Linked DNA regions of Homo sapiens: region 2 is linked to region 1. A link is a loop called in an ENCODE intact Hi-C map of the cell type or tissue named here. Cell type or tissue: Caco-2. All regions are shown on one strand. Each heading gives the region's core, and the rest is flanking DNA. Links, peaks and the distances in the headings are about the cores only.

Region 1 (5,282 bases), core at 1,156-3,655:
CTGTGCCCTGCTGGGTACACGCGGGCCTCTGCACACTGCTGTGCTCCGCCAGGGTGAAGAGGCCACTGTGTAAACCAGATTCCAGGGCTCAGGTTTGGCTGTTGACCCTTGGAACTACGTAGATATGCGTTATTTTGCTTTTTCTTCTCGCTTTAAGTGTTCTTAAAGAATACTTCGTGTTCTTTTATTTTTATTTCATTTAAGGAAGGAATTTTCATCTCTACCTCTTTCCTGGAATATCTTGAAAACTTGTCTTATTAGTCTTTGCTCCTGAACATTGAAGATCCTGTACTCTAGCGGAATCTAGAAGTAGGGCATTATAACATTATAAAATAAAGACAGCCATGGTTTGGCAAGGCATGGTGGCTCATGCCTGAAATCCCAGCACTTTGGGAGGCCAAGGGGGGCGGATCACCTGAGGTCAGGAGTTCAAGACCAGCCTGGCCAACATGGTGAAACCTGGTCTCTACTAAAAATACAAAAATTAGCCGGATGCGGTAGTGCACACCTGTAGTCCCGGCTACTCGGGAGACTGAGGCTGGAGAATCACTTGAACCCAAGAGGCGGAGGTTGCAGTGAGCTGAGATCATGCTGCTGCACCCCAGCCTGGGCGACAGAGCGATTTTTTTTTTTCAAAAAAAATACAACCATGGTTTGAAAGGTGGTGATGAATGTTGAATTGACTTGTTCTTTGAGCCAATACCTGCTGGAAACCACTGTGACCAGCTGTTGCTCAGTGAACTTGGAATGCATGGTCAAGATAAGGCTCAGCCCCGGATGCTGCAGAAGCTTGCAGAGGAGGGAGGGGCGGGTGTCACAGACAGACCCCATCAGCAGACACCGCATTGGAATGTGGTGGCGTGAAGGCTGCAGGAGGGGCCCTGGCACGGTGTGTGGGGCCCAGAGAAGAAAGGAGCTACTCTGCTTGGTGGGTTTGATAATTGCCTCTAAGTGGGTGTATTTTAAAGGATAGAAATACACCCCTTCTAGCCTGGTGAGGCAGGCTAGAAAATGTTTAATAGACAACAAAATTTGATTGGGTAATGTTGATGGTAAAAGTTCTGTGAAGCTTGGAAAAGTGTTAATGGGCTCAACTTAAGAAAATTTTCTGGGGCTATGTAGTTAGGACTGTCATAGGGACAGCAGCCAGCGGAGAAGGAATAGTGTTCCTTTTCTTGAAGCTTCTCCTGACGCCAGGGCTGACTGCACTTTGAAGGGGCGTCTGGGTGCCAAGACACACCTCAAGGAGGGTACGGGAAGGTCAGCACTTTGAAAAATCAGAGGGAGGAGATTTTCCAGGTAGGTGGATGGTGAAGATTGGCTGGGCTATTACAGAGATGAAATCTAAATCTAAATCCAAATTCATATTGTTATTCCAAGTACACCATTCATCGTCATGCTGGAAACAGCATCCTGACGAGAAGTCTCTGAGCACTTGATTCCACTACGGGGCTCATGCTCACGCGCTCTCACTCTCGCTCTCTGTCTGACCGTAGGGAGAATTGCCAGGTCGCAAAGATTCTTGGAGCTGTACACCTGCTCCCTCTCCCTGGGTGGTTTTGCATTTATCACCTGTAATATTTTTCCTACTCCTTATCTTAGATCTTAGAGATCTCTGTCCTCCTATCTATTTCACAAGAATTTGAAATGATTAAGAAAATAGTTACATAAAGAAAAACACGTAAATAAAATACAAGAATTAGATGAGTTCAGAAACATATTCTATATTCAGAAAAAAACGTATTAAAATACAGGAACAAGAGTATAAAATAAAGAATGATGTGTCTGTCTAAAGGTGAATGAAAACATTCTAGCATCCTGACCTCTGTGACTCCTAATAAACACTGGTCAGAGTTCATGCCCCACGGCCTGTGTGTCCCTCTCCTTCCTCCTTGGAGTTGCTGCATTAAAGGCCACGCTGCAGTGTTTTCACGGCGCCTTCTGTGTGTGACGCATTTGGTCTGAGAAACACCCATAGAGCTACTGCTGAGTTTAAAAGAAGTAAACATCACCTCACATGACATATGTGAAACCCAGATCACTTTTTAAAGATAGTCTCCTTGGTATCTAATAAACTGGCTAAAGTTGGTGACAGTCCATCCTTCATTAAGTTATTCATTCAATAAATGGCATGTGCTTGAAATACACCAAACTTTGCGGGTACTTTGTGTCTCCTAGAACTTCATATCTAATGAGGGAATTCTGTTTTAAACAATCACACTAATGAATACATAATTGCAGTTACAGCAAGTGTTTTGAAGCAAAATACAAAATGCTCTGAGAAAGTATAAGAAGGCCTCTTATAGGGGAATAACTTGTAGGGGATTATGGAAGGCCTCACTAACCGGGGATGTTTAACCTAAAACTTGAAGAATGAGTGGGAATCAGCCAGGTGAAGCAGACACACCTTAGGAGAAGGCTTTAGAGAGAAGAAACAGAATGCAGAGGGCCAGGGGCAGGAGAACTTGGTGGTCATGGAGGAAGGGAGAAAAGGCCGGTATGTCTGGAACTGAGTGAATGAAGAGGGTGGAATGGTGTGGATTGAGGCTGGAGCTGCATCAGGCCTCATTACAGGTTAGAACTTTCTCCTTAGCTCGTGGAAATGCCCGTTCTTCATTCCTCTCAAAAGGGTTACACACAGCACCCTCCAGAGGCAGCACTGAACACCAGCCCATGGCTCCAGCAGAAAAACTTGTCCAGCCTCTGTTGTATTTCCTGAATCACTTGTTATAGGTGACCTCACAGCATTGAGTTCTCAGCCTTAAAATAAAAAATTCCTCTTGATATTTGATCTCAAGTTCTCTACCCACGGTTTCCTACCCCGCAGACACAGTGTGGCCACCAAAGCTGCTTGGTTGGTTCTTTTCTGCATTATTTCTCTCTCTCTCTGTCTCTGTCTTTCTCCTTTTTTTTTTTTTTTTTTTTTTTTTTGGGAGACAGTCTCACTCTGTCGCCAGGCCAGAATGCAGTGGCATGATCTCGGCTCACTGCAACCTCCACCTCCTGGGTTCAAACAATTCTTGTGCCTCAGCCTCCCGAGTAGTAGCTTTTTGTATTTTTGTATTTGTTTTTTTTTTTTTTGTATTTTTAATAGAGTATTTTTAGGGGTTTTGCTATGTTGGCCAGCTGGTCTGGAACTCCTGGTCTCTAGTGATCCTCCCACCTTGGCCTCCCCAAGTCCCTCACCCTGGGATTATAGGCATGAGCCACAGCACCCGGCCTCTGCATTCCTTTTCTTTTCCATGTCGCGGTCGCCTGTTGCGGCACATTCTTCAGTGTCTTCCACTTGCGCCCCATGGCCTTTCTGGCTTCAGATGCAGAACCTCTCCCGTTATAAACTGAAACTCAAGGCCTCATTTTATATGGGTCGAGAAAAATCTCAAATACTTAAGCTTATTGCATTTCCTTTTCTGTTCGCTCCTGCTAATTTTGAGTGTCATTTTATTCTTGGTTTGCCTGATATTTTAAGGTTCTGTTCATACAGTCTTTTCCCCCAGGAGTTACATAATGACTTCAGTCACTTTAAAGAAGTTTTTAATCTGTCTGACAAAATTATTTTTTCCTTTGTGAAATGTCATCTCTGTTTCTTCTTTTTCCTGCTAGTTTTTTTCAGGATGGACTCAAAGCCGTGGAAAGCCTCAAACCTTCCATTGAAACGCTGTCTACGGATCTTCACACGGTGAGTAGCTTCCCTCCCACTGTGGTTTAAAACCATCTTAATGCAACAGACATTTTCATCTAAATGTCACTTCTGTGTAATCCTGTGTTTTCATGCCGTGCCGCCCACGTGGAGTGTGGCGTTCCCACGCCTGTCCTCTGTCTTGGTGGGAGGGAAGGTTTGACCAGCGAGGGAGGCAGTTGTCGCATTGTGTGGAAATGGCCCCATGAGCACCAACGTTTCACTGTACCTCAGTCTTAATTTTCTGATTGGTTCTGTTGTGTGTGTGTGTTTTTAAAGATCAAACAGGCCCAGGATGAAGAAAGAAGGCAGTTGATACAGCTTCGAGATATTTTGAAATCCGCATTGCAGGTTGAACAGAAAGAGGTGAGGGGATTTAATTTTGAAAGATTGCAGTTTTCACCCCATTCTTGGAGGCTTTGGGTCTGAAGAACATGAAGTTCATGTCTTCTAGGAGCTCACAGTTCACTCGGGCTGTGTCAGGCACCAGTAAAACATTTAATGTATTCTTGCAATTTAGTTCTATAAAACCATCTTTTAAAATATGTTTATTTCAGGAGGAAGCATTTACTACATGCATGGCCTTAATGGCGGTGTATAAACCCTGTGCTCTGTCAGTTGCTAGATAAGGAGCTCTCAGTGGCTTCGTCACAGAGACCATGTGTCATTTGTGCTATTTATCCTGTACCTGGCCCTGTGTCATTTCCCTACCCTGACATACGTGGACTCTGCCCCTTTAGGCCTAGGCACGTAGCAGGGGACCAGCTGGGGCTCTGCCAGCCCTGAGATTGTGTTCTATAAAATATGAGGCATGAGCTTTTCTTACAGCTGCCTCCATCATGACAGGCAGAAATCCTTAGTTCTCTTACTTCCCCTCTTTCTGTAATGACGTCTCTGTGTGCTAACACGTCAGCAGGGACAGTTTGTGTTGTGGGGACTTGTTTTTAAAAAGCCATTAAAAAGTAAGTTTTAAAGATAATTTTACTATATTTTCACTACAATGTGGGTATCATAATGTGAATTTAGTATAAATCCATTTCCTTGTTAATAAAAGGAATGTATCTAAACATATATCTAGTGATTTTAGAGAAATTGCTAAACTACTTGACAGCATAAAGTTCCCTGTTGGCAGTTTGGTGAGCTCTATTTTATTGTAAGTTCTTGTACTATAACTGAATATTGTTGTTTTTCTCCCAAATGCGTTTACCTTTTGTGACCGAAGTCTAGGAGAGTAAGTAGTTCAGTATTTTAATAAATTGCAGAATTTTGCATGTTTTATTCGTGAACATACATATATATATTCCTTTTATATATTAATGGTTAGTAGCATTTTTTATTTTAACCCCTCACCTTTCATTGTTGTAGACTTTATTAAAGGCTGAAGAGTTTGCATAAATATTAGGGAAGTGGACATTTTCTGGGTTTACAGTTTACACTTTTGCTGCTGTTCCTTTATGAAGATGAAGCAGGTCCCTCCCTCCCTCCCTTTCTCTCCCCTGAGTGGCTGAATTCTACACATCTCTCTAGTCCCTCTGAAGCCCCACCTCTGGAGCGCTGCCTCTGATCACCCCAGCCCACAGTGATCTGAGTTCACAGAGCACAT
Region 2 (4,296 bases), core at 463-2,962, 170 kb before region 1:
ACTGAAGATCACCAAGCACAAAACTTTCACTTTCAAATGAGAAAATGTGGGGAACAGAAGATTCTAGAAGACACAGAGCACTGACTCTGGGAGTGTGGGTCTTGTGGTTGTCCAGGCTCCACCAGGAATAGAAGATGGAGGAGCTGAGCTGGCAGGCAGACAGTGAGGCAACAGCAGGAAGCCACTGTCACCCTAGGTGAGAGGTGACATCAGCTGAGCCCAGGGCTGGGGTCATGTGGTAGATACTGGGGCCATGGCAGGCCTGCCCAGCTGCAGTTGGAGGCAGAGCCGAGGGAGAAGTAGCCGGGCTTCCACCTTCTTACTCCTTCTGTCTCCTCCCAGAGCTTCCCACTGGCCAAGAGCCTCCAGAAGCCAGGGAATGCTGAGCCTGGGTACCCCGCCTGCAGGCCTCAGGCCCACTCTGTGACCCGGAAGAGAGGGAAGAGCCGCAAAGGGATCTGAGGGACAGGAGGCCCAAGACCTGGGCATCCAGAGAGCTGATTCTTCTGAGGTTTCAGAGGGAGAATGAAGCTCAGCTGGGCGGAGAGCCTTGCTCAGATGAGGAAGCAACAGAAACAAACTAGAACCCAGCTCTCCTGAGTCCCCATCCTACACTGCTGGCATGAATCACAGCCCAGCAGACAGATCCCAGCTGCTTCTGGTTTGGGCTCGTGTAGCTATTTCTCCCCTGGCCCTCGGGTCAGCTGCACTTACGGCATTTTAAGATTCAAATGGGGCAGGGCAAGGTGGGGAAGTCGGGGATGATAGAACACAGAAGACAGGTAGCCCTCGCCCACTATCTAGTGAAGAGACTCCTCTCCATGCTAAAGACACTGCATAGCACAGAAAAACAAAAGACAAGTGCCTTTTGCCCTGAGAATTCCACAATGTGTGACACCCGAAGCTTCGGAAAACAGGGCTAGGACATGGGTTGTCACACACACCCTTCTCGGTTTGCATGTGGAGGAAGGTCAACGGCACAGCTATAAGGAAAACTGCATTCCTTGTGAAAGCAAGGGTTGGATGTCTGGAGCAACATCTTCAACCAGTGTTTTCATTTACAGATAAAGAACCTGAGACTTGGAGAGGTGATGTGATTTGCCCGAAGCCACACGATGAGTTAGTGGTCAATCCATTCATCTTAATGTCAGCTAGAGCATCCCTCTGCCTGGTGACTGACTTCCCAGGGGCCACGAATCAAGGACGTGGGACAGTTAGTCAGGAAAAGGACCCGAGCCTCTGCCGTGCTTCCTCCATGGCCTATTTAACCTTTGTGACCTTGTATAGCCTGCCTGGGCACAGCTGGCTGTTGATAACTAAGGAGCCAATCAACATCCAGAGCTGGGTGCCCAGGGCGAGGCAGCAGGTCCAGTTCTCACCGTGGCTCTGCTGCAAAGCCTAGGGCAGCAGCTGAGGGGCAGGCAGGGAGGAGCGCAAGAGGCAAAAAAGCAGGTGAGGAGGTGTTACCTGAAAGGGGTCCCCATCCAGACCCCAAGAGAGCGTTCTTGGATGTTGTGCAAGAAAGAATTCAAGGCAAATCCATAAAGTGAAAAGTCTCTGGCCAGACTTTGGGAAAGTCACTAAACACCAGTGCCCTGAGGACACAGTCACCTTTCAGTCTGCTTCCAGCTCTAGGGTTTAATGAAAGCTGTCAGCCACTTGCGGTTCTGCCTCCCTTTTATCAACAGTGTCTGTTTGCAGAGCAGGAGCCATTCATCCCAGCGCTGTGCTTTCAGCTCTGTCCACTGACCCTCTGTCAATATTCAGCGCAACAGCAGGTCAGTGCCTTCCAGCCTGTGTCACTCAGCACATCATTAGCCGCAAAGTCACTGGAAGGACCGCATTCTCTGGATTGTGCTGTCAACTTTGACTTCCAAAATACCAGCACATGCAACACTTTACATAGTTCCCCATGAGTTGACCAACATTTGAAAAATCTAAAGAGATCACTCTGATGACTCTTATGACACTGAAGGAAATATGCTTTTCATATTTAATCTAGGCTATTTATTTTCCCATGAGATAGCCAGAGAGGTGGAAATTCTGAGCATTCTCTTTACCTTAAGACATTTTTCTTGAGCTGATTTTTGTCTAGGAATGTCAAGATACTCGACACCCCAAGACCATGATCTAAGCATCTGGATAGAAATCAGGAGTTTGGCCAGCCCAGACCACCAGAAATTCCTGCTCAACAAACAAGTTATTTGCATCTAGGCCATAAGTTAGTTGTTGAAGTACTTTCTTTAATCTTCTCCTTAAGTGATGGTGAAACCCACTTGTGGTGGGCATTAAATGCTTAAAAGCAGAAGTTCAAAGAATGCATTTCGCTGTTCTCCATAGGGTTTGGCGCTGCCTCTTCAGAATAGAAAAAACAGGACACACCATGGAAATGGGTGTGTTTTGTTTCCAGAGGGAAGTTCTCTTGCTGATGCTGTCAGGAGCCAGTCCCTTTCTGCCAACTCAGCAAGGTCTCCTGGGGTTAGAGAAACAGTCCCCCCTGCAGTCAGTGAGAAGAATGAGTGGCTGAGGAGCCCTGGAAGGACAGTCTTGATGCTGCAGGCCAGGTGCCTAAGGCAGCAGCTGGGGAGGAGGCGGGAGGAGCGCAAGGGGCAGAAGAGCATTTGAGGAGATGTTACTGGAAAGGGGTCCCCATCCAGACCCCAAGGGAGAGTTCTTGGATTCTCGTGCAAGAAAGAATTCTAGGCAAATCCATAAAGTCAAAGCAAGTTTATTAAGAAAGTAAAGGAACAAAAGAATGGCTACTCCATAGGCAGAGCAGCCCCTGAGGGCTGATGGTTGCCTATTTTTTATGATTATTTCTTGATTATATGCTAAACAAGGGGTGGATTATTCATGAGTTTTCCAGGAAAAGGATGGGCAATTCCCGGAACTGAGGGTTCCTCCCCCTTTTAGACCATATAGGGTAACTTCCTCATATTGCCACGGCTTTTGTAAACTGTGGTGGTGTTGGTGGGAGTGTCTCTTAGCATGCTAATCATTATAATTAGCGTATAATGACCAGTGAGAACAACCAGAGGTCACTTTCATCACAATCTCGGTTTGGGTGGGTTTTAGTGGGTTTTGACCGGCTTCTTTACCACAACCTGTTTTATCAACAAGGTCCTTGTGACCTGTACCTTGTGCTGACCTCCTGTCTCATCCTGTGACTTAGAATGCTTAACCTCCTGGGAATGCAGCCCAGTAGGTCTCAGCCTTATTTTACCCAGCCCTTATACAAGATGGAGTCGCTCTAGTTCAAACGCCTCTGACAGAAGGAACCGCCGAGGAAAAGTGCAGTACAGAGGAGCTATGGAGCACCCAAGGATGAGCCCCAAGGGCAGCAGATCTGAGTCAGAGGGCTGGGCATGAGTTCCTGGACAGTCCTCAGATAGACTTTCTAGACCAGAAAAGTGGGTGCACACACCCAAGGCAGTGCTTCTCAACCAGGATGTCAGTGAATTAAGCCCTAATGACTTACAGCATTCCTCATATGTAATGCATGATATGTGTGTATACACTGTGTGCAATACATACATACATACATGCAGCATCCGTTGTATGGAATACATTGTACCTATGTATACCTTGTGTAGATACTTATATACACACATAAGGCATTCATCATATCCATACAGACATAACATACAAACATTCTCATGGACGAGGGTTAGTAGCGAGTACCCCAGGGACCATCGCCTTGTAAGGTAGCGAAGGAAGCAGGGCTGGGCAGAGGAGTTCTGCTGTGATGTAGGATGGAGTCACAGAGAGATTTCAGCCAATCCCAGGTCTCCACAGAGAGCCCTAGAATCGGGATGGCCCTTTGACAACGTCTGACCTCTGAGAAAAGAGGACCAAGAGTATGTACCCCTTTCATTCACCAATAATGGGACATGTGCTGCCCCAAAAAGGGGCATATCCTTGGGCGAGAAGGACTTCTTTGAGGGCGATATCTGAAGGATTCAGCTGAGTGCAGCCAGCCTCTACTGCCCTCAATGAAACCGCCTTTGCAAAAATTATAAATGAGGAAATTATAACAGTGAAAGAGGTGAGACCTAATTGGCTCCACCTTGCTTCTAACCTTTAAGCTGCCTTTGTTTATTCCTGGGCGTAGGCAGAACTAACCTTGGGAAGGAATTTAGTTTCTACTTTAACTCTGAAACAAAATTGATACTAGCCCTTTCCCAAAATTGATAATAGCCCTTTCCCCCTTCTTGCCTGGGGGACCAGTCTGCCTTTGTAGGACTAACAAATTGGATACAAGATTATAAATTACAGCTTAAGGTCCATGCAGCCTCT

Evidence for each region. A loop is a pair of places that touch in the nucleus more often than their neighbours do. Peaks named below come from ENCODE experiments on the same cell type or tissue, not always from the same donor. Only the 100,000 strongest peaks of a DNase experiment are listed, where the experiment ranks them.
Region 2: a loop joins it to region 1, with 6 times the contacts of the local background. A loop is called at or near these places in 4 of 110 quality-filtered maps.

What each region holds. Positions count from the first base shown.
Region 1 is chr2:9,331,135-9,336,416 of GRCh38, forward strand. It overlaps ASAP2 (ArfGAP with SH3 domain, ankyrin repeat and PH domain 2), which reads left to right. Exons shown (of 28, transcript NM_003887.3): 8 at 3,604-3,679; 9 at 3,959-4,045. Among named protein-coding and RNA genes, the nearest start is that of ITGB1BP1, 90 kb to the right of the region's middle. In Caco-2, for the core only: a CTCF peak has its summit at 2,657 (motif pointing left); a DNase peak (open chromatin) is centred at 2,647.
Region 2 is chr2:9,166,573-9,170,868 of GRCh38, forward strand. No RefSeq gene overlaps it. Among named protein-coding and RNA genes, the nearest start is that of ASAP2, 38 kb to the right of the region's middle. In Caco-2, for the core only: no CTCF peak of the experiment used is centred there; DNase peaks (open chromatin) are centred at 1,749 and 2,521.